7 separate regions of the Homo sapiens genome follow, and all the other regions are linked to region 6. The links are chromatin contacts, found by Hi-C or POLR2A ChIA-PET in ENCODE. All regions are on one chromosome and are shown on one strand. Each heading gives the region's core, a stretch centred on a gene start or an enhancer-like site at or near the end of the contact. The rest is flanking DNA. Distances are from core to core; before and after follow the strand shown. Region 1 holds the start of RBM17 (RNA binding motif protein 17). Region 2 holds the start of IL15RA (interleukin 15 receptor subunit alpha). Region 3 holds the start of PFKFB3-AS1 (PFKFB3 antisense RNA 1). Region 4 overlaps LOC101928080 (a long non-coding RNA gene). Region 5 overlaps IL2RA (interleukin 2 receptor subunit alpha). Region 6 overlaps NET1 (neuroepithelial cell transforming 1). Region 7 has its middle 26 kb from the start of LINC02649.

Region 1 (3,209 bases), core at 252-2,751, 650 kb before region 6:
CTCAAGAGCCTCCAGAAAGGCTGCCTTTGGTTCCGCAGAGCTCCACAACCGCACAACCTGCTCTGTTATAAACTGGACAGCACGCAGCACCTTGCTTAACTAACTCTAAAAATAAAGCCCTCTCGTTTAGCTCACTAAACTGTTACCCCATATTCCCTAAAAGCTGTCATTACGATCAAAATGTCTGCAGCCTTTACAACTAAAAATGTGGAAACTTGTGTTGCATCCTTTTAAAAACTCCATCTGCTGCGGGGAGCCAGTGCACATCTACCCATCTATTTGAGTATATGCGAATCTTGCCCTTATCTAGAATATCCTATTTCCCATCCATATGCCTGGCTCTAGCAAAATAAGGACCCTCAATGGCGCTTCTTTACTGCTTCTCAAGAAACCTCCATGTTCTGACCTGACTACTCCTGGAAACACAGCAGCCCCTCCTCAAACCTTTCTTTCTGCCTAACCTGCAGCTTCCAGAACGCACTACGGGGCTTCGCTTCTGCTACTTTCGCACTTACTTCCTCCGCCGGCAGCCTTTTTCCCACCTCTCACATCTAACAACGTACCTTCAAGACTCAACATAAGCATGACCTCCTCTCTCAAGAGAGGTCCTTCCAGACCCCACTTGCGTTTCTCAAATCAACCCGGGCCTGGGTTTTCACGCCTGCTTTCCCAGAAACCAAACTCCTGCAAGCAGGGGCAGAACCTCATTCCACCTGCATTCTCCGATCATTACACATTCTCGGGGCAAGAGGCGAAGCTCAAAGACTGCCTGGGGTCGGACGTGAGCGCTGAAACACCGCTCAAACTGCACGAGCCGAGGCGACGCCGGGGTTAGGGCTGCATTCCTGTCCCGGGCAGCTCCGGAGTCTGAGAAACGCCAACGTCTGCACTCCCAGTTCTGAGACCCCGGGAGGAACCGGCTCCGAGCCCCAGAGAGGGGCAACCGTGCAGGGCCAGGGGGGACACGCTACGGGCTACTCGGTTCTGGTGACCAGACAATTTCGTCAGGATGCGGTGCACGAGACGGAGAAGAAACGCTCTTCAGCACCAAACAGCCCGAGGCAGACATGAGGAGGAGGAGGAGGAAGGGAAGAGGGAGAAGGTCAGGGCCAGGGTCACCAGAGGCGGCGGCGGGCGGAGGGTACCGGGCCGCAGCCGCGTGGAGAGACCAGCGCCCGCCGCGGGGACTGAGACCCTCGGAGGCTCCGGCTGCGCTGGCCCGGCCTCCGCCCCTCGCGACGGGCCTAAAGCCGCGGGCTTGCGTCTAGCGCCTCCCGGGAAGGCGCGCCCGCCTCAGGTCCCGCCAGGCCACCCACCCGGGGCCGCCGGGGCGCCACTTACCCGGCCCGCCCGGCCGACTCTGCCCATGAGCCGCGCCGGCGGCAGAGCGGAGCCGGGCGGCACTCCGCGGAAACCCGCCAGCGGCAGGAGGCCTCGGCGGCGCCCACCCTTCGCTGAGTCCTCAGGGCGCTCGGCGGCGCGGGGTCAGGGAGCGCGGGCTGCCGGGAGAGCGCGCCCGCGCCTGCGCCCCGCCTGCGCCTGCGCCTGCTTCGGCCTCTGCGCCTGCGCCGAGGGCGCCTTGCCGCACTGCCCCCTGCCCGCGGGAGGACCGCACTGCACGCTCCCCTCCGCCGGCGTCTTCTTACCATCAAGAGGTGTCGCCCTGGCGCACATTTTCGAAATTCCACAAGGCTTGGGGAGCGCGGCAGCGCCCCCAGATGGTGAGGAGGAGAAGTGGTCCGAGGCCGGGCTTTCTGATAGGGGAGGTGGGGGAAGTCCCTCCAGGCCCCTCGATCTCATTCATTCAAAGCCACTCCTATATAAGCAAAAAGTTGAAAATAAGTCTGCATAGGCCAGATGCTGCAAAAGGATGGCAAGGAGCACGAGGTTAAGCGTAAGATTATGGAAACAGATGCCGCGATTAGGGGTACAGAAAAGAATGTCAATGCTATAAAGCCTCGGTCTTTAAAAACGACGTCGCTGACAGAAGCAGGGAGGGAAAGGGAAAGTGGGACTTCGGGTAAATATGATTTTTACATCTGTAATTAATTGGGTGTCAAATAGAGTTCAAGCCGATAAATCAAATAGTAGAGATTTAAGCAGACGTCTTAGTCCGAAGGAGTATACCAAGAAAGTTACTATAATCCATTAAAATCCAGTCATTAAGAAAACGGGAAAAGGGGGAAAAAAGAAATACAGTGGAGAGACAAAAGACAATCTAAAGAAATAGAGGATTAAGGACGTCATGGGATGGTATGATTCTGAGGGTAACCCAGAACAAAACTACAAAGCTTTCAAATAATCCACACATACATGCACCCACACATACATGCATGCACACACACACACACACACACAAAACCACAGCAAAAAAAATATATATATAGGGAAATATTTTAAAAAGTTACAAAACAGAAAGCGTAACCAAACTATATGACAGAACAAGACCAAATGTCTCACAAGAAGAAATATAGACCTAAGCTTACCTACTAAAAAACTACAATCTCAGATAGGAGCACAAACCATCATGCAACTCAGTGTTGTATACAAGAAAGTGCTAACGTTATTCTGAGTTTGAAAATACAAGATTGGAAAAGATATACCAGGAATATGCAAAAAAATTAAAAAAATCAGGAATCACAAACCGCTTACTACAAAGTTGATTTCAGGGCAAAAAGCATTAAGTAAGATTAAGAAGGACATTTTATAATCTTGAGGAGCACAATTCACAATCAAGAAAAAAATAGGAAAAATAGGAAAATCTTTGCACCAAATCACATAATCTCATTATTCATAGCAAACACTGTAGGAGTGAGTGAATAGACAGAAATAATTGGCACACTCCTTGCCAGACGAAGAGTACAAAAAGTAAATGGGGATTGAGAAGACCTAAAAATACAATTCCTATGATAGATCTAATATATCAAACACTGTCCCCTAAATAGACATTACATCTTTTCCAGTGTCTAAGGAATATTCACAACAATTAGTCATATTTTAAACCACAGAGAAAAATCTTAACATAGTCCAATAAGTAGAATCATATCGGTAATATTATCTGCAGCAATTCAATAAAAGTAGAAATTAATGAAAAAACAGAAAATAAAACATGCCTACCCCTTGAAAATTTTTAAATGCTTAAATAACACTTGGACTAAAAAGGAAAACAAAATCAAAATAACATAATATCTAGAAAAGTATGAAAATGA
Region 2 (3,154 bases), core at 107-2,606, 530 kb before region 6:
TAAGAGACAGGAACTGGCTGTGTTGCCCAGGCTGGAGTGCAGTGGTGCGATCTCAGCTCACTGCAACCTCAGCCTCCTGGGTTCAAGTGATTCTCCTGCCTCAGCCTCCTGAATAGCTGGGATTACAGGCGCCCGCCACCATGCCCAGCTAATTTTGGTATTTTTAGTAGAGATGGGGTTTCACCATGTTGGCCAGGCTAGTCTCGAATTCCTGACTTCAGGCGATCCACCTGCCTTGGCCTCCGAAAGTGCTTGGATTTCAGGAGTGGCCACCGCGCTCGGCCCTAAATTCTTTTATTTAACTTTTAAGTTCAGGGTTATAAGTGCAGGTTTGTTATAAAGGTAAACCTGTGTCTTGGGGGATTATTGTACAGATTATTTCGTTTTCAAAGAGAATTTGCAAGTATGTCACAAAAGCCTCATAAACACGTTGTGAGATTTTAAGAGGCAATGACCGAGGCTTGGAGATGTCTCGTCCTGTCCAATGTCACCGCTAGACCTGAGAATCTGCACTTGGGAGCTTACAGACCCGGTTCTCAGGCTTCACTTGAGACCCCAAGAAAGAAAAAAACCCACCAGCCAAAGAGGAGGATGGCAGCCTGGAAGAACCTAAGGAAGCGAGGCTCAGAGGTGAAGCACTGTGGCTCCTCTCCCCCTTCTCCCCCCTCCGCCCCCTCTCCTTCTAAGATGAGGCATTTTCTAGGGGAGCAAAGCTGCAGCAGGAATTCGGCGAAGTGGCGGAGCTGGGGCCCCAGCGGGCGCCGGGGGCCGCGGGAGCCAGCAGGTGGCGGGGGCTGCGCTCCGCCCGGGCCAGAGCGCACCAGGCAGGTGCCCGCGCCTCCGCACCGCGGCGACACCTCCGCGGGCACTCACCCAGGCCGGCCGCTCACAACCGAGCGCAGGGCCGCGGAGGGAGACCAGGAAAGCCGAAGGCGGAGCAGCTGGAGGCGACCAGCGCCGGGCGAGGTCAAGTGGATCCGAGCCGCAGAGAGGGCTGGAGAGAGTCTGCTCTCCGATGACTTTGCCCACTCTCTTCGCAGTGGGGACACCGGACCGAGTGCACACTGGAGGTCCCAGAGCACGACGAGCGCGGAGGACCGGGAGGCTCCCGGGCTTGCGTGGGTAAGGTCCTGGGTCCCCACCGGGCACGGCCCATGCGTCCCGGGGACAGGGGTGGCTGTGCGGTGCCGCGGCGGCCGGCGGGGCTCCTTCCCCAGCAGGGGTGGGGACGCTGAGTCACGGATCTGTCACCGCTTTGCACCTCTCCGAGCCCTCGGGGGCCAAAGCAAAAGCGAAAGCGAATGCGACTGGCGGGGCGGCAGGTCCCAGAGCAGCGCTCGCCACCTCCCCCCGGCCTGGGCAGCGCTCGCCCGGGGAGTCCAGCGGTGTCCTGTGGAGCTGCCGCCATGGCCCCGCGGCGGGCGCGCGGCTGCCGGACCCTCGGTCTCCCGGCGCTGCTACTGCTGCTGCTGCTCCGGCCGCCGGCGACGCGGGGTAGGGAGCTGGGAGCAGGGGCGCCCGGGCGGGACTTGGAAGGGGGCCGGGACGTGGAGCTGGAGGGAACCGGGCGCCCCATCTCCCCGGGCCGTGCGGGGGCGTCGGTGCCCTCGGGAGCGCGGTGCGCGCAGGCCCAGGCCGGGGAGGGGACGCGGCGCCGGGCAGGAGGGACACGTGCCGGGAGCCGGGGTCGCAGGGAGAGCGCCGCCGCTGCGCCCGGGTCACCCACGTAAGGGAGCGGGCGGCCTGGCTGGGGTCTCCGAGGCCGAGGTCAGGAGCAGTTCTGAGAAGCCCGTTTTGGCCACGGGAGCGCGGAGCCGGCGGCGTCCAGCAGTTTGGAGACACGGGCGAGTGCGCTTCTCCCAGGCGCCTGGACTGCAGGGCGGGTGTTGCATAGCACGCGGTCCTCGGAGGGGTCCGGGAGAAACTACTCCTCCCGACTCCCAGGCAAAAGTAAATTATGTCAGTGGGAGCTGGGAGGGTGGGGAGGAGCTGTGTCCCAGGGGGAAACGCGTCGGGCAAGTTGCACACCTGGGGACCTGGAAACAACTTCCAATTCTTAAGCGATCAGGAAACCAGCAGAGGCGGTCGGGACCGGATGGGGGTGGGGAGTGGGGGCCAGCCTGGAGTCTACACTCGCAGAAAAAGGGGGAAGAGATCTGTGATCGCTTGGTGTATTCGAGAAGAAAGCGGGTCGCGGAGCTCTGATCTCGGCAGGGAGGACGGAATGAGCGATTCCTAGGGGTTTTGTCCCGGCAGCCAGAGGAAGGAGGAAAACAGTAGCAGGGTCTAGCTCTATCCTTGTCAGCGCTTCTTTATCTTTTTATAGTCAGGGAGCTCTTGGAGGGTCTGATGAAAGCTATGAACCCCCGGCCCCCAGAAAAATGCATGAATGAACATAGTTACAAAATGTGCATATGATTTTGGGGTCAAAGCCCCACTGAAGGCCATCCATGGACTCTCTATAGGAATTAGTAACGCCATGATCTGTGTGTGTTTTTAAGCGAGACCCTGAATAATTTACATCCAGTCGGGCCAGTCTGCCCAGGCCCTGGCCAAAGCCATTCCACGCACAGTTGCTGCTGCCTGGTGTGGCCTGAACGCCCCCCCACCCTCTGCCACCCCCACCCCAGCTCTGCGAGGCTTCTTGAAGTTTCGTTTTCATGAGACTCTGATGCTTGGATTTCCCCCCACATCTGAGAAGCAGAGTTAGTTGGTGACCGGTTGGTTCCTCCCAGTTGGCTAGCAGTGTCACAGGACCCCATAGCTGGCAACTGGGGCAGCTGGATTACACAATATGAAAGTGAAATGCAGCCTTAGTCAAAGCCCAGCAGAGAGGAGGTGTCTTCCTTGAAGACTGAGTGGATAGGGGAGCACCACTGTGAGATCTCTGATCTCATCAGCTGCACAGCCTTGCCCTTTGACCTTAGAAAGATGTTGCTACCTTCCCTTCCCAAAGCTCTCAATGTTTTTTCTTTTTCTTTTTCTTTCTTTCTTGTTTTCTTTTTTGAGACGGAGTCTCACTCTGTCACCCCGGCTGGGGTGCAGTAGCGCGATCTCAGCTCACTGCAACCTCCGCCTCCTGGGTTCAAGCGATTCTGCTGCCTCAGCCTCCTGAGTAGCTGGGATTACAGGCGATCGCCACCACGCCCAGTAA
Region 3 (3,298 bases), core at 27-2,526, 760 kb before region 6:
TCACCAACCCACCGACCCTCCCCAAAGCCGGGGACACAGGCGTGGCTCCAGGTGGCTCTCCTGGCGCCCCCAGCACGGGCGCCCCCATGGCACTGGAGATGCACGGAAGAGAGAGAAGGAGAGAGAAAGAGATAAAAGCAGAAAGAAACAGTGGGAGAGGAAGGAGGTAGAAACAGAGAAAAACAGAGACATATATATCGAAAGAGAAAACAGGACAGAGAAATAGGTTATTAAGTGAAGCGAGGGGATAGGAATGCATAGCAAGGCGGGAGAGGAGATGGAAACATGCAGAGAGAGGAGATCCGGACGGTGAAAAGGGGCGGAGGCGCGAGCGGCCGGGTCCCTGGGCTGCGCTCCGGCGACGGCCGCCCGAGACGGGTGTCGAGGACAGGGATCGCGGAGGATGTGGATCCCCTCCCTGGCCTGCCCAGGCGCGCGCGTCCCTCCGTCTCGGGGTACGCAGCCCGGCCGGGCGCACTCGCCGTTTCCGGGCCGGCGGGGCAGCCACCGGGACAAGGGCCACAGCGCCCCCGCCGCCCGGCCAAGGACGCGCAGCCCGCGCCTCCGCCCCGCCCCGCCGGCGCGACCCGCACGGGCGCGCCCCCCGCAGAGGGGCGTCGGCACAAAGCCGCCCCACACAATGGCCCGGCCCGGCGCAGCCCGCCCTGCAACCCGGCTCCGCGCAGCTGCACTCACATCTGGGCAACGAGGGCCTGTGGTCCACGGGCACCCAGATCTTCTGCACTCGGCTCTGCGTCAGTTCCAACGGCATCTTCGCGGCTGCGCCCGACGGCCCGCCTCCCGGGGCCGAGATCCCGACGCTGGCAGGAGAGCGGCCGCCGACCCCCGGAACAAAGGAGGAGAGGGGGGCGTGCGCCGGCGCGCGGCCGGGCGTTTCCTGCGCTGCCAGGGGAAACGTGCTTTGGGCTAAGTTCCGGACCCTCGCCTGTGCGGGGCTCGACGTGTGCTGCGAGGGTAGCGAGGCTGGGGATGCCCGGCACGGCCGGCTCGTCCGCTCGGAAAGCTCTGGGATGCTCGGGCGCAGTGACAGCCGCGCTCTCGCCACCAGGCCCTGCTGCTCGCCTCCTCTCCGGCTTGGCTGGGATGCCCCGCGCACCGCCGGCTTTTAAAGAGTCCGGGCTGGCCGCAGACGCGTACGTCAGCCTCGGGGCGGGCCGCATTCCTTGGGTCCCAGCCCCCTTCCACGTGGGGAGGAGGGTGGGCGAGCCGGGAAGCAGCCTGCGAGCTCCCCCTGCGGGCCGGCGACGGCGGTGCACCAGCTCCCGCCGCCCTGCCCCGGGCCTGGAGCGCGCCCAGCCCTGCTGAAGGGTCCTGGCTGCTGTTATCCCCTCGTCCCGTTGTCCCCTCGGGACGTCTGGCACAGCTTCCCCGACTAATTCCGGCCCCTCACCTCAACTGTGCTGGCCGGGAGGAGAGCAGAGACGCAGTCCTGCCCAGTGTAGACCGTGGACCCCGCAGCCGAATCCCTTGGGAAGCTGCTTAAAGTGCATCCTACCAATGCAGCTCCTTTAGGGCCATGGAGCCCCAATACTCTGCATTCCTAACACGCGCTGTGGGGCAGGCGCAGTCCAGGTAAGGACATGGGCCAGGCTGCTCCCTGATAATACCCGTGAGCCCATCCCCCGCCACGACCCGGGCGACCCGCGGGGAGGAGGCTTCCCTGATCCTCCCACCTCACCTCGTCCTTGTCCACTTTGCTGAATCCCTTAGAAACCTGGACTTGAACTGAGCCTTGCTCCCCTCCCCTAGCCCAAAGACTGGGAACCTTGAGAGGCCCGCGGTGCTGGGTACGAGGAGGGGGCGGGAAAGCCCCGGGGAGCTGGACTGAAGTGGACTGGGGCTGGGGGCAGCTGGCATCTGGTTTTCACACTCACCATGTACACCATTCAATAAACCTTTATCGCCCCGAGTAGAAGAATGAATAAAACTAGACCCATTTCGATCTGCAATTCATTACCTAAGTCGAGGGAAAACTATTGGGGGCGGCCCCTTATTAGGCAGACTCCTAAAATTCACTCCGTTATCCTGCACACCCTGCAGCTCTGCCTCCCCACTTTTTGGTGCATGCGTGCCCCGTCTCCTTTCCCGGCCCTCGCAGTTTGCACCAGCTCGCGACTTGTGACAGTCGTGCAGTCAGGTCAGAGGCGTGCGGGGAAGATCTGGGTTGCTTTTGGTGGGGAACCGCCGCCCGCGCCGGGACGGATGTAACTTTTGCAAACGAAGCCTCAGTACGGGAGCGCTGCGCCGCCTTGCAGAGAGGTGCACACTTAGCGCTGAGGCTGGGCTGTGATTGGAGGGAAGGCGGCGCTCGCTGAAACCTACACCGCGGCGGAAAAGTCTGCGCAGAGGCTGCCACACGTCGCTCACGTCCCGCATGCTCCACAGGGAGGGCGCCCGCGCCCAGGCGGCGACCGGGGCTGCTCCCGCCCCGCGCGCCCGCCCCACCCGGGCCTCCACTCCTCCCGACCCGCCGCCTGCCGAGGGGCCCCGGAACGCGCAACATCGGCCACCTGGCCTGTGCCCCGCCACCCTCCCCCACGCCTCGACCCCCACTCCCCCTCCCGCCTCGACCCCCACTCCGGCACCCCGCCCCCCGCGCCGCCCTCTCAGAGCCCCTGTTCCCGCGACAGCTTTGCTGACGGTCTGGTTTCCGCGCTCTGGCGGCTGTTCAGAAACCCGATGCGTTGCATTTGGACTTGTTTTCTGCAGTGGGAGCACATGCCAGAGGCGACACCCTAAACGCCCAGGGGAGAGTCCCACTCCACTCCTGAAATAAGAGTGGGCTGACCCGAAGAGGGAAACAGCAGGCAGCGAGCGCCCGCGCCACCGGGACGAGTTCCCGCCCTGGGGTTCGCGGGGGTCGGGGAGGGCTGTAGGCTGCGCGCGGGGAGAGCGGCTGCACCCCTGCAAAGAGCGCCCGCGGTTCCTGGGGAATGACGGTGCACCTGCGCGCCCGCTGCTTGCCCACCGATTTTGCACACGTACAGGCGAGGCAAGCGGACCAGGGGGCCTTCTTCCACACTCCCTACAAGCTTGCAAACACTGCTGGTTTCAGCTCACAGGGAGAGCAGAGAGACGGCGTCTGCCCCAGCAGCGGCACATCATTCATCTCTTGACCTAGATAACGCATCTGACAGCGGTCAGCTCTTAGGGCACAGGGAGTTGATGTCCCGGAGGTCCAGCTGAACTTTCGCAGACCGGGCACTTTTCCTGTCTGTCAATAACGCGTTCCGAGTCTAGAGGGAAGACTATGTTCTTCCCCCATTCGCCTCCTGCA
Region 4 (3,502 bases), core at 223-2,722, 690 kb before region 6:
CACCTTTCTAGAGGAAGCTGAGATGGAGCAGCTCTCGTTCTACAGGAGGGGCTGCACAAGCTCTCACCACACATCTCTGTCCTCAGGAAAAGCCTGTGCTGAGTGACCAGGAGTTTCTTGTCACTGCTGCATTTTCTTCTTCTTGTTTTTTGTTTGTTTGTTTGTTTGTTTTTGAGACAGGACTGTGGCCCAGGCTGGAATGAATGCAGTGGCGTGATCACCGTTCACTGCGGCCTCAACCTCCCGGGCTCAAGCAGTCCTCCCATCTCAGCTTCCCAGATACCTGGGATCACAGGTATGTGCCATCACACCCAGCTAATTTTTTGTATTTTTGGTAGAGACGGGGTTTCACCATGTTGTCCAAGCTGGTCTTGAACTCCTAGGCTCAAGTGATCTGCCTGCCTTGGCCTCCTGAAGTGCTGGGATTACAGGTGTGAGCCACCACACCTGGCCTCATCCCTGAAGCATTTTCTGCCACGTCTTAGGCTGCATTGGTGACATAATCTGGGGGCTGCCGCCCCTCACAGCTACGTGACTTCATATGCAAGCTCCTTGGCCTCACTGTGCCTCAGTTTCCTCATCTGTAAAATGGAGACAATAATAACACCTGCCCCTAGGGTGGCTGTGAGCATTGCATGAGATAACATGTGTGTCAGTCAGGAGTTTTGGCTGCAAGCTAGGGATCCAACTCTGGGTGATTAAATCAGAGAGGAATTTATTGGAGGGTATCGAGTAGCTCACAGGTTTGGGAGAAAGTCAGGAGAACTAGCCAAAGCTGCCAGAACTCTGGCCAAATTCACATCAGAGGGCGGCTCTGGCAAACTCAGGACGCTAGATCCGCATGGGGGCACCGCCTCTTGAGCCTGCTCCTTTGTCTCTTGAGTTACCTTAAGAGGCTGGGCAGGAGCTTCTGGCTCCCCCCGTGGAGGTCTCAACCTCACCCCCTTAGCTGCAGGGAAGGCTGGGGAAGTATCTGATGGTTTCAGCAGCTACTGCTGCCTCCATGGTAAGACATACCTAGTTATGAATAACTAACTAAAATAAGTCTGTAAGGTGGGGAATTCCCCAACCTAGGAAAGGAGCTCAGATGAGGAGCAAGAGAGAAAGAAGAGGGGATGGGGTGTGGAGAAGAGGAGAGGGTGCCTTTGGAGCAGAAGCCAGCCGTGGCAAGCACACGGGTTGGTCATCGCGGGTGTCCTCCACCACCCCAGGCTCCCTTGCCTCCCCTTGGACTGCTATCGGATCTAAAGAGGCTACTGAAAAAGAGGAGGCGCAAAACAGAGGCATGAGTTGTTCAAAGTCAAAGAACACAATGAGGGAAGAATTAGTCATTTCAGAACTGGAATGAAACTTACAGCTCATCTAAACCAGATGCCCCATTTTACAGAGGAATGAGGCATTCGCAGGCTAAATGACTCGTGCGGGTCCCCCAATAGCTGATGGCGAAGCTGTGAATTCAGACCCCCACTTCGCTTGAGCAGTGACGGGAAGCTGGTGACTTCAGGCTCTGGCAGGTCAGCCCGGGGTGCAGGGGGCGGCTCCTGGGCTCCTGCTCAGCAGGAGGTGGAGGGGGTCTCTCCCTTCCTGAAGCTTTGAGAGCTGGGGTGCTGAGTACATTCTTGGGCTGTTGGGTGACACCATTCCCCTCTCTGAGTCCCCCAAAGGAATAGCTTTGGCTTCCTACAGTTACAGGGCTTCCTATATTAAATCTCAGCTCTTCGAAACACCCAGAGTAGTTTATCTTGTTCCGACTGGACCCCAATTGAAACGGACAGAACACAAGGAAAAGAGCCCAGGATTTCAAGGTGGAACCTGGTTTTGCCACTTACCATTTGTGTGGCTTTGGGTAAGGCATGTAACTTTTCCACCTTAGTTTGTCCGTCTGTAAAGTGGGCATATTCATACTTCACATTAGGTCTATAGAATAGACATTTCATCAGGGTTGAATTTTTTATGTGCTTATATAAATGAATTTCTTTCTTTGTAGGGGTAAATGGGCTCAGATGGCTCAGAAAAAAAATACGCACTCGCACATGATACACACACACAGAATGATTTAGCAAATACATAGACAACTGGTGAGGAACAATTGGTCAGTGTGGGAGAAGAGGATAGAGGTGTTTTTCAGTTTGAAATTGTTTCAAAATAAATGCTTTCAGGGCCGGCATGGTGGCTCATGTCTGTAATCCCAGCACTTTGGGAGGCCAAGGCAGGCAGATCACCAGAGGTCAGGAGATCGAGACCATCCTGGCTAACACGGTGGAACCCCATCTCTACTAAAAATACAAAAATTAGCCGGGCATGGTGGTACACGCCTGTAGTCCCAGCTACTCAGGAGGCTGAGGCAGGAGAATCATTTGAACCAGGGAGGTGGAGGTTGCCGTGAGCTGAGATCGCACCACTGCACTCCAGCCTGCGCAACAGAGTGAGACTGTGTTTCTAAAACAAAACAAAACAAAAAAAATGCTTTCAGGAAAGAAGAGACAGCTGTGCTAATTTACATCTACTGAACTTCAATACATGTGCAATTTAATGCAGGGGATGTTCGTTTACTTTCTATTGCTATGTAGTGTTCTTTTTTTAAAAAAACAAAAAAACACACACACACACACACAGAAATTTTGTGGTTTAAGCCCCACCCCTTCATTAGCTCCCGATTCTGAAGGTTAGAAGTCACACTGCCTGCCTGTGGCTCTGCACAGACCTCGCCCAGCGGAGATCAAGGTGCTGACTAGCTGAGTTCTCATCAGGAACCTCTGGAGAAAACTCCACTTCCCAGCTCCTCCTTGTGGGCACAATTCAGTTCCTGTGGAGTGGGAATAGGGTCCCCATTTCCTCGCTGGCTGTCAGCGGGGTCACTCCTAGAGGCCACCCTCGTTCCATGCCACGTGGCTCCTCCTTCCGCAGGGGCAAGGGCAGGTTGGATCTTTCTCGTGCTTTGAACACTGATGTCTTCTTCTGGGTCCTGCAGGAGAAAGCTCTCTGCCTTAAAGGACTCCGGCCCCCAGCAATCTCCCATCTTACAGTCAACTCATGGGGACCTTAATTCCATCTGCACAGCCCTTCCTGGCAGCTCCTAGGTCAGAGCCGAGCTGAACACCTGGGAGGAGGCGCACACACGGGCCCAGGAACCTGGCAGCAGGCTGCTGGTGGGGGGCATGGGCTCCCCAAGGGCCCACGGTTGGCCTGGCCCAGCCCTAGCACAGCTGGTGTGCTGTGTGCACTCTTTCTGTCATCCTCCCCTCAAAACGCAGCTCCTACGTGCTGCCCTGGCTCTGGGGAAAGGTGATGAATTATCCTTTCTCCTCCATTCAGCTGAAGTTTCAGACATCAGGATTTCTCTCTAGGGAGAGGCTCTTTTCTTCTCTGTGGTGATGTCCCCGACAGAAGAAGAAGAGCGTTGTGTTGATTGTCCCGCCGTCCTGGCAACTCCACAACCAGGGGAGCAGGACAGTGCCCAGGACCCACAGGTCGGGCAGCCATCCCTTCCTTCATAAGGAAC
Region 5 (3,353 bases), core at 1-2,500, 610 kb before region 6:
AGCAAATGTTCATTGAGGAACTGCTATGTGTCAGGCACAGGGTTTGAGACACAGAGATGAATAAGAGCCCATCCTTGACCTCTGCACAGACAATTATGACACAGGCTAAGTGCTGAGATACAAGTTTAAAGAAGGAGTCGATGGAACACACAGATCGATGTTCATTACCCCTGCAAAACCCAGCACATCTCACATCAGGGACTGCCTCATTCACATCATGTTAGATGTGACAGAGAGGACAGCAGAGAGCGTTGTTTTGTCATCAACTACTAAAATTATTAAAACCAAACACCACTAATTTTGAACTTCAGGTAGACAGAGGATGTAGAGTTTTCCTTTGCTCAAGAAATTCCTTTACAGAGAAAATGGGAACATTTCAAGTGGGAGTATTTCAATTCCTTTAATAACAACCTGTTTTCTAGCTCCCACATTCCCCAAGTATTCTAGAAGCACCTTTCATAATGGACAGCTCTGACCAACTGCCCCACACACATGCATGTGAACCGTTCTCCAATCCTAAAAGTCTGTGACTTCTCCAAGGAAAGGAGGAAGGAATCGTATTAGTCCAGTTTACATTATTATATACTTTGTAGCAAAGCAGCAATGTTTCCTTAAAAAATTCTATATATATATATATATATATATATAGCTGGGCATGATGGCTCACGTCTGTAATCCCAGCACTTTGGGAGGCTGAGGCGGGCAGATCACCTGAGGTCAGGAGTTCGAGAACAGCTGACCAACATGGTGAAACCCCGTCTCTACTAAAAATACAAAAGTTAGCCAGGTGTGGTGGCACATGCCTGTAATCCCAGCTACTCAGGGAGGCTGAGGCAGGAGAATCCCCTGAACCTGGAGGCTGAGGTTGCAGTGAGCCGAGATTGAGCCACTGCACTCCAGCCTGGGTGACAGAGGGAAACTCCGTCTCAAAAAAAAAAAGAAAAAAAATATATATATATATATATATATATTTGTGTGTATTTTCTCCTCATGAAATGAGCTCCTTGAAGCAAATCGGCCCATCTTTTCAGAGAAAGATCAGTTTATTACGTCACCAAGTAAAGGGCAAAGGAATCATTTCTAAAAGTTTCGTTTGAAGTCCCCGGAGTTAAAGTTGACGTCAGCCTCTTCCTGCCCTGGTGCCCCGAGAGTTTCCCGGGAGTTTTGGGGATGACACCCGGCTGCATGCGTGACATCTCGCTGGCTGGGGGCAGGCCTGGTGGCTTCCCCGACAATGAAACCAGGCAGAGCCTGCAACCCAGCTGAGCACCAGTGTGGTCTCTGCTTCCGGTCCTTGTGGTAGCACCTCTGTTTACAGCCTGATTTAGAACAAAAAGAACTTTTGTAAAGGAGAAAACTCCTTATATTAAATGGAAAGCAAAACAAACAATTACCAAAAAAAAAAAAAAGTTGGAGGGGTGTTTCAGAATAAAAGAGCCGTCTCTCCAGACATCTGTCTGACGCCCAGGTGGCGCTGAGACCACAGGGTGAGCCTTTTGGCTGGAGATGTTGATCCCTGGTTTACTGCACTTCGGGCTTTCACTACCTTTCACCCACCGGACCATCAGTTTCACTTTCCCTCTCCCAGCGTCTCTCAAGCTCTGCTTCTCTGGCCCCGTTTTCAATCTAGTGCAAGAGGACCTGTAGCCAGGGCACCCATCCTCCTCCTCCTCGTCCTGCACTGGGATCCCAGCTCTGAGCACTCCCGGGCCAGGGAGGCCTTGCTGCGTGCTCTGCTTCTGTGATCTTACAGATTCCTCATGGCCACCATAGGAGATGGGGACTGTTAGCACTATTCCCCCACCCCAACCACCTTTTTTTTGAGACAGAGTCTCACTCTGTTGCCCAGACTGGAGTGCAGTGGTATGATCTCGGCTCACTGCAACCTCTGCCTCCCGGGTTCAAGAGATTCTCATGCCTCAGCCTCCCCAGTAGCTGGGATTACAGGCATGCCCCATCGCCATGCCTGACTAATTTTTGTATTTTTAGTAGAGACAGGTTAGTAGAGACCATGTTGGCCAGGCTGGTCTCAAACTCCTGACCTCAATTGATCCACCAGTCTCAGCCTCCCAAAGTGCTGGGATTACAGGCTTGAGCCACCACGCCCTGCCACCATTCCCATTTTACGGATGAGGAAACTGAGACCATGAGGCAGTAATTCACTCTCCCAAGAAAGCAAGGAGCCAGTAGATCTGAGCAGAACCCATGCATTCAGGCCGACACAGGAAGCAAGCTGTCAACAGGCACTGTTCATCTCCTGGGCTGCCTAGGCAGGCCCTGAAGCTCTGGTTTTCAGTCACCCTGTTATTCATCCCCAAGTTAATCTCCCCTGAAAGCACCTGTCGTGATGCCCTTTCGGCTGCAAGAGCTCCAGTCATTTCCATTGCCTCAGGGGCACTTTGCTACCTCCTCTGCCTGGCACACAACATGCTCCCCAGCCAAGACTGTTCCCTCAGCACATAGCACGCCTTGGCCAGCAGGTCTCCTCCTGTCCTTCAAAGGGAACCTCCTCATTTGTGATTTCAAAGCTGGACTCCCAGGAACACCCTCCTCCCTTACTGGAACAATCTTCCCCATCTTGTCTGCCTACCGGAATTTTTCCCAACCAGAAAAGCGTCTTGAGAGAATGGAAAAGTCTTATGAATTTGGAAAGTTGACAGCTTGAATTCAAATCCTAGCTTGAACTTGTGAATTTCTACTTTCCTTTACGAAAACCTTTGCATGCCATTCTGTGCAGGCACTAGCAAGGTGGTGGGAGGGAGATGGATACAGTAGGGTGAGTGCCGTGTAAAGAAAAGGGAGCAAAGTCTGGGACTGCAGAGAAATGCCACAAAGCACAGACAGAAGAGTCCCGGAGGCTTCCCAGAGAAAGATGACAGCCAATGGGAGACCTCCAGGGAAAGCAGGAGTTAAGAAGGTAGAAATGCATTAGGGAAGTGTGGCATGAGCATGATGGTCAATTTCAATGTGTCCACTTGCCTGGGCTAAGGGATGCCCAGATAGCTGGCTAAACAGTCTCTCTGGGGGTGTCTGTGAGGGTATTTCCAGGAGACACTAGCATTTGAATTGAATAGACTGGGTAAATTTCTTGTTGGTAGACTGAGTAAAGAAAATCACCCTCACCAGTGTGGTGGGGATCATCCAACCATAGAGGACCAGAATAGAACAAGAAGGCAGAGGAAGGTTGCATTCTCTCTGTTCAAGCTGGGACATCCGTCGTCTGCTCTTGGACATTTGCACTCCTGGTTCTCCAGCTTTTGGACTCTGGGACTTACAGCAGGGCCCCTCTGCTCCTCAGGCCTTCAGTCTTAGACTGAGCCACACCACCAGCTTTCCTAGTTATCCAGCTCCAG
Region 6 (3,333 bases), core at 458-2,957:
CTGTGCGGCCTTGAATGTAATATTTTTCATAGATTTGAACAAGAGAAAATTTCAAGGAGGACAAGGGAGTGAGCCCACACTGAGATCACGGGCTGTGCGTAAAGATGGAACAGATGGATGTACTCAATAGGTGAGAGAGATAATGAGAGCTATGTTGTAATAAGATATATGTGACTGGTGTTTAAGATGGTTGAAAGATGACTGAAAACATCATGCAAAAATCACAGTCGGGCAACAAGAACTTTGCCTAAAGTAGGACCAGTAGGGAAGAAGGAAAAGGATATAAGCAAGAAGTCACAGACGCCTACAATTCTTTAAATAGGAGGGGTAACTGTTAGTGCAAATCAAGAAATAAGAAGGAACAAGCTTTGAAAGAAAATTCTAAGTTACATTTTAGATATACTGAGTGTGAGGCGGTGGAAGAACATGCAAATGAAAATATTCTGCTGGTAGTTGGAAATGTTGGACAAAAACCTGAAAGAGGCTGGAGGCTAGATTTAGACTGGAGAGTCAGATACAGAGATAAAAATCGAAGCTATGGGAGTGAATGAGATGACTGGGAGAGAAAATTTGGACAAAAAGAACATGGTCCAAGGATCTAACTTTGGAGGAAAGCCAAGGGAAGGAAAATTCTGCAAAAGGAATAGTTAGAAGGAAAGAAACAAAGCAAAAGCCAAGGGAAGAAAAAAATGTTAATTACAGCAAAGAGGTTAAGGAGGGTATGAAAAAAGCCACGGATTTAGTGATTACAAGTTTAATGAGGATCTCAAGTGTGCTATTTCAGTGGAGTAAAGACAGAGGCAAATTACAGGGGCTGAAGAGTGAATACAGAAGAATAGTGGGTGCAGACTATTTATAAAGACAAATAATCTATAAAAAGTAATTGCCTAAGGTTTGCAGGAGAGTTGCTACTTCTTGCAGGAAGGACCACCACTGCCCTTCTGTAGCTATGTGTGTTTTATACACGAGATGTGGTAATAATTCATCTTTCTGCTTTGAGTTTATTTTTTAAAGTAATGGAGATTGGCTCTGTTTCATCATCTACTCTATTGTCCAGTCTGTCCTGGGCAGTATGTGTGATGTGGTTGGCCTTAAGAGTGGATGACTGTAGAAGATATTTCCATATAGCATGAAAGTAGAAGCACCTGAGCGATTGTGGACTCCTAATTTTACTCTTAATTTTAAGAACAGTGATCTACCTACATTCTCAGAGCTAATATGAACAGCCTAGGCTAGACCCCAGCAGTCTGGTTCAGTTAGCTTCATCAGTTAAAATATGGCGTAAGTAAGGCCAATACTTTACGGCCACATAGTTTCTAAGGGAATAAAGGATTATGTGCAGTGGGAGTTAGGAAAGAAGCAGCTAGGAGTTCTCCTGGGATTCTTACCCGATGTCTTTCTTGAAACTGTTTTTCCACTTAGTTCCAACAGAAATGAGCCAAGATAATGAGAAGGGGTATCTTTCATTCTCTCCTTCAGCTGGGGACCCAAGAGGTAAAGGTAGAAGTCTTTATATGTAAATACAGAAATAGAAAACAAATAGGGTATACTGATGACAGCCATGTTCACAAAAGCCCCAGCTCACCAACACTAAAATCTTAGTTTCATTTTGAATGTGCAGGTTTGGGGTCTAAATGTAGACAGCATCTAAAAAAGGAATGATGAACATGCGGAAGTTCAACTGGACTCAAGAATCTTGAGTCTTGTCACAATGCTGCATAAAACCAGAGGACTAAACAGGCCCTCTGAGATCATTCACCCATCCTCTTCAGTTTTCTCATAAGGAAACTTAATGGGTGGTGGTGAAAAATAGAAGAAAAATTTAAGGTCTTACTTTGTGCTAGAGTTCTATATGTTATTTAATCAACTCTATGAAGTACTTATTATCTCAATTACTTTGTGCTAGAGCTTTATACATGTTATCTTAATCAACTCTATGAAGTACTTATTATCTCAATTTTAGAGAAGGAGGAAACTAGGACTGACCAAGTTTAAGAAACTTGTCCAAAGGTACCTTGTTAATCAGTGGCTTAACAGACCTGATGACTCTGTTCTGCTCAGCTGTTGTGACACTGTCCAGATGAAGATAACCCATATAAAACCTTTAGCACATGTTCTGAGACACACTAGGTGCTCAGTATATGTTAGTGACCTAAGTTAACAGTAGACCTAAGTTTAAAACCAAAGTCTCCTGAGTCCCAGGCTAGCAGTATTCACTAAATTGCCAATACTTTTATAGAGGAGGAAACCATAAAAACGGTTGAGAGATTAGCTGCCTTATAGCCTTTTTATAACAAGACATGGGGTAGGTAAAAAGATAATAAAATAGTTCCAGTTGTGTAAGTTTAGAAGAGTTTTTTTCTTTCTTTCTTTTTTTTTTTTTTTAAAGACAGGGTCTTGCTCTGTTGTCCAGGCTGGAGTGCCATGGCACAATCTCAGCTCACTGCAACCTCTGCCTCCTGGATTCAAGTGATTCTCATGCCTCAGCCTCCCGAGTGTGCCATCACGCCTGGCTAATTTTTGTAATGTTAGTAGAGATGGGGTTTTACCATGTTGGCCAGGCTGGTCTCGAATTCCTGGTCTCAAGTGATCTGCCTGCCTTGGCCTCCCAAAGTGCTGGAATTACAGGTATGAGCCACCCTGCCTGGCCAACAGCAACTATTTGTATAACTTTCTACAAACGGCGTAACTGAGGCACAGATTGGTTAGCGTCTTTTCTTTCTATAGAACATCTAGAATTTATAAACGTAACTGAGTTATGTAAAGGTAAAGAGAAAGATGTTTCTCTTATGTATAGAAAAGGAGTGTTAGGTTACTTGTTCTCCCCTTTCAAGTGAAAAACTGCTTGGAATTTAGAAATAAATTAGAGCTTAGGAATAATCATTACTTTTTTTGGTCTAGGCATTATTATCTACTTTTACCTGGAACAATAACAAGCAATTGGAAATTAGACTAGGGAAGCCATACTACAGGCAAAGAGAAAACAAAATCTAAGCTCTCTGCTGCCCTCTACACGAGATATTGTGAAATGCAATTGTCAACCTGTTTTTCAACTTTGTAATTATATTTGTAACGACATTACATAGATGACTACATAAACAATCTCTTAATTTGTGGAAAAATATGACCAGTAAAATCTGTATTTTCAGTCTTTGTACAGCCTTCATGTCTTATATTACTAAATTAAACATATATTTTAAAATGATACAAGTATATGAAAAAGATTCCACAATTCACAAGAAATATTTTAAGAACTTTTTCTAAATATAAGAAAACTACATTCCATTTTAAAACTCTAGAATTCAAGATTACAAGCATATACTCTGTATCTCA
Region 7 (3,181 bases), core at 438-2,937, 860 kb before region 6:
ATTAGCTGGATGTGGTGGCGCATACCTGTAATCCCAGCTATTCAAGAGGCTGAGGCAGGAGAATCGCTTGAACCTGGGAGACAGAAGTTGCAGTGAGCCAAAATCATGCCACTGCACTCCAGCCTGGGTGACAGAGCAAGACTCTGTTTCAAAAAAAAAAAAGAAAAAGAAAAGAAAAGAAAAATCGCAAGTATGTTACCTTCGTATAAATAACAAAGTTAGCTCACTTCTCTGTTTCCTCCTGTTAGGAAGTGGATAAAGCAAAATGATCATCCAGTCACTAACCTGTGTGGTGGGGAACTTACGAGGTTGGTTAGTCATTAATCAGAGCAGATAATAAAGCATGTGACTCTCAGCCCAGTTCTCTGCACTGGAATAATGTGATCCTCATTTCCTGAAATTTAGTCATAACGAAGGAAGTGATTTGAAATTAGCTTCTCTTATAAAGATAGAGGAATCCTGATGAATTAGAGCTCCCTTTCACCTGGGACTTGCCTCCATCACACTTGGCGATCCCCACACCGCCCTTTGAGCTGAGCTGCTCTTGAGGGCAGACGAACTGCCCTACTGGGTCAAGTTGTCATCAGTTACATCCATCAGTGCTTTCCAGAGAAAATAAAAGGGTACTTTCCTCAATCTATCTGTTATTGCAGTAAGTAAAAAACCTGAAAATCCAGATTAGCACAATTCATCTTCAATGAGGATTCTTCACTTTAGGAAACAATGTGCTTCTCTGGGGCACTAAAAACAAGTTTATTTCCAAAACAAATTTTGATCAATGCTCAACAGTTTTTAAGGATGTATCTCAAATGATCTAAGAATATGCATCGACCATTATTTATAAGTAAGGGTGAAGGAAATGCACCTTTATGAAGTCCCTGAAGCACCCAGGGACTGTACCAGATGCCTTACAGGTGTACATATGTACTAGGTATAAAGGTTAGTTTCCTAATCTAGGTATGTGTAAATCCTCATCTTACTTTATTTCCTTGAGTCAAAGTCAATTCCAAGTCACCATTCCATTGAGATAATGAAAAGCCCAATGGTGGATGCCTCCTCCTAGTCAACATCTCCCCCCAAATTATAGGAAGGCACACAGAGCAAGATATCATCTCATGTTCACATGGCCCACGAAGTCTGGCCATGCCAAGCTTGGGCAGAGGAATCTTCTGCAAGATGGCAGCTTCCACTGTTACGGACCAGCCTCCATGGTGCACCAGAAAGGCACTCCCCTCAGGTGTCCTCCCACCTTGCTGGATGTTGCCAAAAATAAAAGAACAAGATTCCTCTATTTCTGGCACCCACAGCTTCCTGTCTCCTTTCAAATCCTGCGTAATTACCCTTCTCTCAAAGGCAGTAGCTTCTCTCTAGTACCTACAGCATAATCGCCTCAAGAAACCAAGGCTTCCAGAACTCAAACCCAGGAAGGAATCTAGGAGGATTCCAGAAATCAAGCCCAGGAATGAATCAAACCCAGCTGCACTCAACTCTGGACTTCCACGGTGCCTCGCGAGACTGGCTTTGCTAAGGCAAGGGCTTCTGGGTGGAGTTAATAAGAAAGCAGCATGAAAAGGTGCTTTGAGACACGACACATCGTTTCCTGCTAACGATCAAAGAATATACACAGCTGTTCCCGTTTCGGAGCAGTTCTGGCCCCAGGAGAGAGTTGCTGAGTTGCTTTCTGGAAAAGCTGGCTTTGACTTTTCAAGGCAGCTCATGCTGCTAAAGGTTGCATAGGCACAGAGAGAGGGAGCTGCCGGGGGCATGGGGGAGCCTTCCCTGATGCAACTGAACTTGAGCTGAGCTCACTATGTCTCTAGAATCTACTACCTATTCCTATTCAATAAATACAAGTATTTATTAAACATCTGTTACGTGCCAGGTCCTGTGTCAAATGATGGAGGAAGTGAAAATGCGTAAGACACAGTCTCACTTTGAAGAGTTCTCAGCCTTGTGGGCAAAGGCAGGAAGGTTCATTGTGTGGCTTGAGTGCACACAGGGAGGCTTTAAAGAATGTGAGAGGAATATGAGGAACAGATGCTGCCCTGGAGTGACTCGCATCTCGCCCGAAGAGACAAACAAGGCACCCAACAACCACAGAACCAGTAAGTGCCAAACCATGGGTACTAACCCTAACTACAATGGGTATTCTGAAAAGGCAGAAAAAATTTAAGTGATCTTAGCATAATCAGACTTGGTGAGGCTTAACATTCCTCCCTCTTCACTAAAAAAAAAAAAAAAAAAAAAAAAAAAAGTCTTCTGAACAGGCACTGCACTAGGCTCTGGGAATGCAAGCCTAGGAAAGTCCAAATCGACGCCTTAAAATGTTCAGCAGACAGTGAAGGAAACATGGAGCTCCAAACCAGGGGCTAAGTGCCACCCTCAACACAGCTTCAGGCCTTCACTCTTCCCAGGAACTGGGGACTGTTTCAGAAAGGGGGTGCCATCTCTGCTGAGCTTTGAAGGAAGGGTAGAAGTTAGCCAGGGAGCAAGGTTGGAGGTAAGGGGTTCTAAGCCCAGGAGACGCCAAGAGTATAAAATTGGGTAAATTCCTGAAAAGTCAAGGTCAAGCAATTCCTGTATAAGGAGAAGATTTGGTGAAATCAAAGAGAAGACAAACTTGAGGCCAGTAAATTATTACCCTTTATCGGTCTTAACAGACGGGAACTAACAATATATCCCTGCGAAAGATCAATGCCGGAGTGAGGCTCAAGTTCACCTCCCGCAGCCTGTGACTCACGGCACACTGACTCAGCCATGCTACCTGCAAGGAGGCACGTTAGGACAACGCAGGGACCCAGCACGTGCCAGTGAGTCTCTCTCTGTCCTAACTATGGGATGCCACCCTCCTGGGTCAGCTGACTCACCCCTGCCTGTAAATCCTAGTCAGGTCTGTAGGTGCCTGGGGAAGAATCCTACCTACCTCTGAGTAAAGACAGGAATAGAAGCTGGTTCGTCTAGAGCAGCAACACAACCAACGTTGAAAAAAGCAAACACCATTTCTGAAAATTGCATGCAGAGTGCATGGTATCAACTGACGTGTCTCCCCTAGGAGAGTGAGCCATTAATGCTTTGCTAACCACAGCGCTATCAAGACCATCGTTTCCAATCCTACAAAGGAAACACCAGGAAAAACAGAATTTAAAGGTTTTATTTGTCAACCTAAAGAGGAGGCAATCAA

The links. Hi-C counts contacts between places; a loop is a spot of excess contacts on that map. ChIA-PET counts read pairs that join two places held with the same protein, here RNA polymerase II (POLR2A). Pooled maps may share reads with other maps.
Region 1: a pooled map shows a loop between it and region 6 (5-fold over the local background). The contact joins the promoter of RBM17 here to the enhancer-like site in region 6. A Hi-C loop is called at or near these places in 1 of 37 single-sample maps with no recorded cell type and 16 of 50 pooled maps. POLR2A ChIA-PET finds 5 or more read pairs at or near these places in 1 of 52 experiments (K562).
Region 2: a loop to region 6 is called in a map of OCI-LY7, with 5 times the contacts of the local background. The contact joins the promoter of IL15RA here to the enhancer-like site in region 6. A Hi-C loop is called at or near these places in 1 of 168 maps with a recorded cell type or tissue (OCI-LY7), 19 of 37 single-sample maps with no recorded cell type and 13 of 50 pooled maps.
Region 3: a pooled map shows a loop between it and region 6 (4-fold over the local background). The contact joins the promoter of PFKFB3-AS1 here to the enhancer-like site in region 6. A Hi-C loop is called at or near these places in 1 of 37 single-sample maps with no recorded cell type and 7 of 50 pooled maps. POLR2A ChIA-PET finds 5 or more read pairs at or near these places in 1 of 52 experiments (MCF 10A).
Region 4: a loop to region 6 is called in a pooled map, with 4 times the contacts of the local background. The contact joins two enhancer-like sites. A Hi-C loop is called at or near these places in 3 of 37 single-sample maps with no recorded cell type and 4 of 50 pooled maps.
Region 5: a map of naive thymus-derived CD4-positive, alpha-beta T cell shows a loop between it and region 6 (15-fold over the local background). The contact joins two enhancer-like sites. A Hi-C loop is called at or near these places in 1 of 168 maps with a recorded cell type or tissue (naive thymus-derived CD4-positive, alpha-beta T cell), 16 of 37 single-sample maps with no recorded cell type and 11 of 50 pooled maps. POLR2A ChIA-PET finds 5 or more read pairs at or near these places in 1 of 52 experiments (activated CD4-positive, alpha-beta T cell).
Region 7: a loop to region 6 is called in a pooled map, with 7 times the contacts of the local background. The contact joins two enhancer-like sites. A Hi-C loop is called at or near these places in 2 of 37 single-sample maps with no recorded cell type and 5 of 50 pooled maps.

What each region holds. Positions count from the first base shown.
Region 1 is chr10:6,087,326-6,090,534 of GRCh38, reverse strand. RBM17 (RNA binding motif protein 17) reads right to left here and starts at 1,501. Exons shown (of 12, transcript NM_032905.5): 1 at 1,342-1,501. RefSeq lists silencers at 770-829, 1,100-1,189, 1,200-1,639 and enhancers at 5-843, 1,800-1,849.
Region 2 is chr10:5,975,745-5,978,898 of GRCh38, reverse strand. It overlaps IL15RA (interleukin 15 receptor subunit alpha), which reads left to right and starts at 1,356. Exons shown (of 7, transcript NM_002189.4): 1 at 1,356-1,494. The coding sequence starts at 1,407. RefSeq lists silencers at 593-1,262, 1,353-1,732 and enhancers at 2,623-2,702, 2,833-3,102.
Region 3 is chr10:6,200,735-6,204,032 of GRCh38, reverse strand. It overlaps PFKFB3-AS1 (PFKFB3 antisense RNA 1), which reads left to right and starts at 1,276. Exons shown (of 2, transcript XR_007062045.1): 1 at 1,276-1,593. It overlaps PFKFB3 (6-phosphofructo-2-kinase/fructose-2,6-biphosphatase 3), which reads right to left and starts at 1,101. Exons shown (of 15, transcript NM_004566.4): 1 at 697-1,101. The coding sequence starts at 772. RefSeq lists silencers at 1-28, 259-768, 889-998, 1,049-1,378, 2,409-2,628, a cis regulatory region at 907-1,438 and enhancers at 1,372-1,876, 2,431-2,947, 2,948-3,298.
Region 4 is chr10:6,134,326-6,137,827 of GRCh38, reverse strand. The region is part of intron 1 of LOC101928080 (a long non-coding RNA gene); the gene reads left to right. Among named protein-coding and RNA genes, the nearest start is that of MIR3155A, 16 kb to the left of the region's middle. RefSeq lists enhancers at 956-1,255, 2,598-3,145, 3,146-3,502. Within about 2 kb of position 1,472, at least 3 of the 41 ENCODE cell types and tissues checked have a DNase peak (open chromatin) inside an H3K27ac peak, as active enhancers do.
Region 5 is chr10:6,049,113-6,052,465 of GRCh38, reverse strand. All of the region lies in intron 1 of IL2RA (interleukin 2 receptor subunit alpha), which reads left to right. Among named protein-coding and RNA genes, the nearest start is that of IL2RA, 12 kb to the left of the region's middle. RefSeq lists enhancers at 962-1,231, 1,322-1,451, 1,462-1,841. Within about 2 kb of position 1,250, at least 31 of the 41 ENCODE cell types and tissues checked have a DNase peak (open chromatin) inside an H3K27ac peak, as active enhancers do.
Region 6 is chr10:5,441,930-5,445,262 of GRCh38, reverse strand. All of the region lies in intron 3 of NET1 (neuroepithelial cell transforming 1), which reads right to left. Among named protein-coding and RNA genes, the nearest start is that of NET1, 31 kb to the right of the region's middle. RefSeq lists an enhancer at 2,840-3,009. Within about 2 kb of position 1,707, at least 3 of the 41 ENCODE cell types and tissues checked have a DNase peak (open chromatin) inside an H3K27ac peak, as active enhancers do.
Region 7 is chr10:6,299,042-6,302,222 of GRCh38, reverse strand. It overlaps a transcript of PFKFB3 not described here. Among named protein-coding and RNA genes, the nearest start is that of LINC02649, 26 kb to the left of the region's middle. RefSeq lists an enhancer at 2,137-3,181. Within about 2 kb of position 1,687, at least 15 of the 41 ENCODE cell types and tissues checked have a DNase peak (open chromatin) inside an H3K27ac peak, as active enhancers do.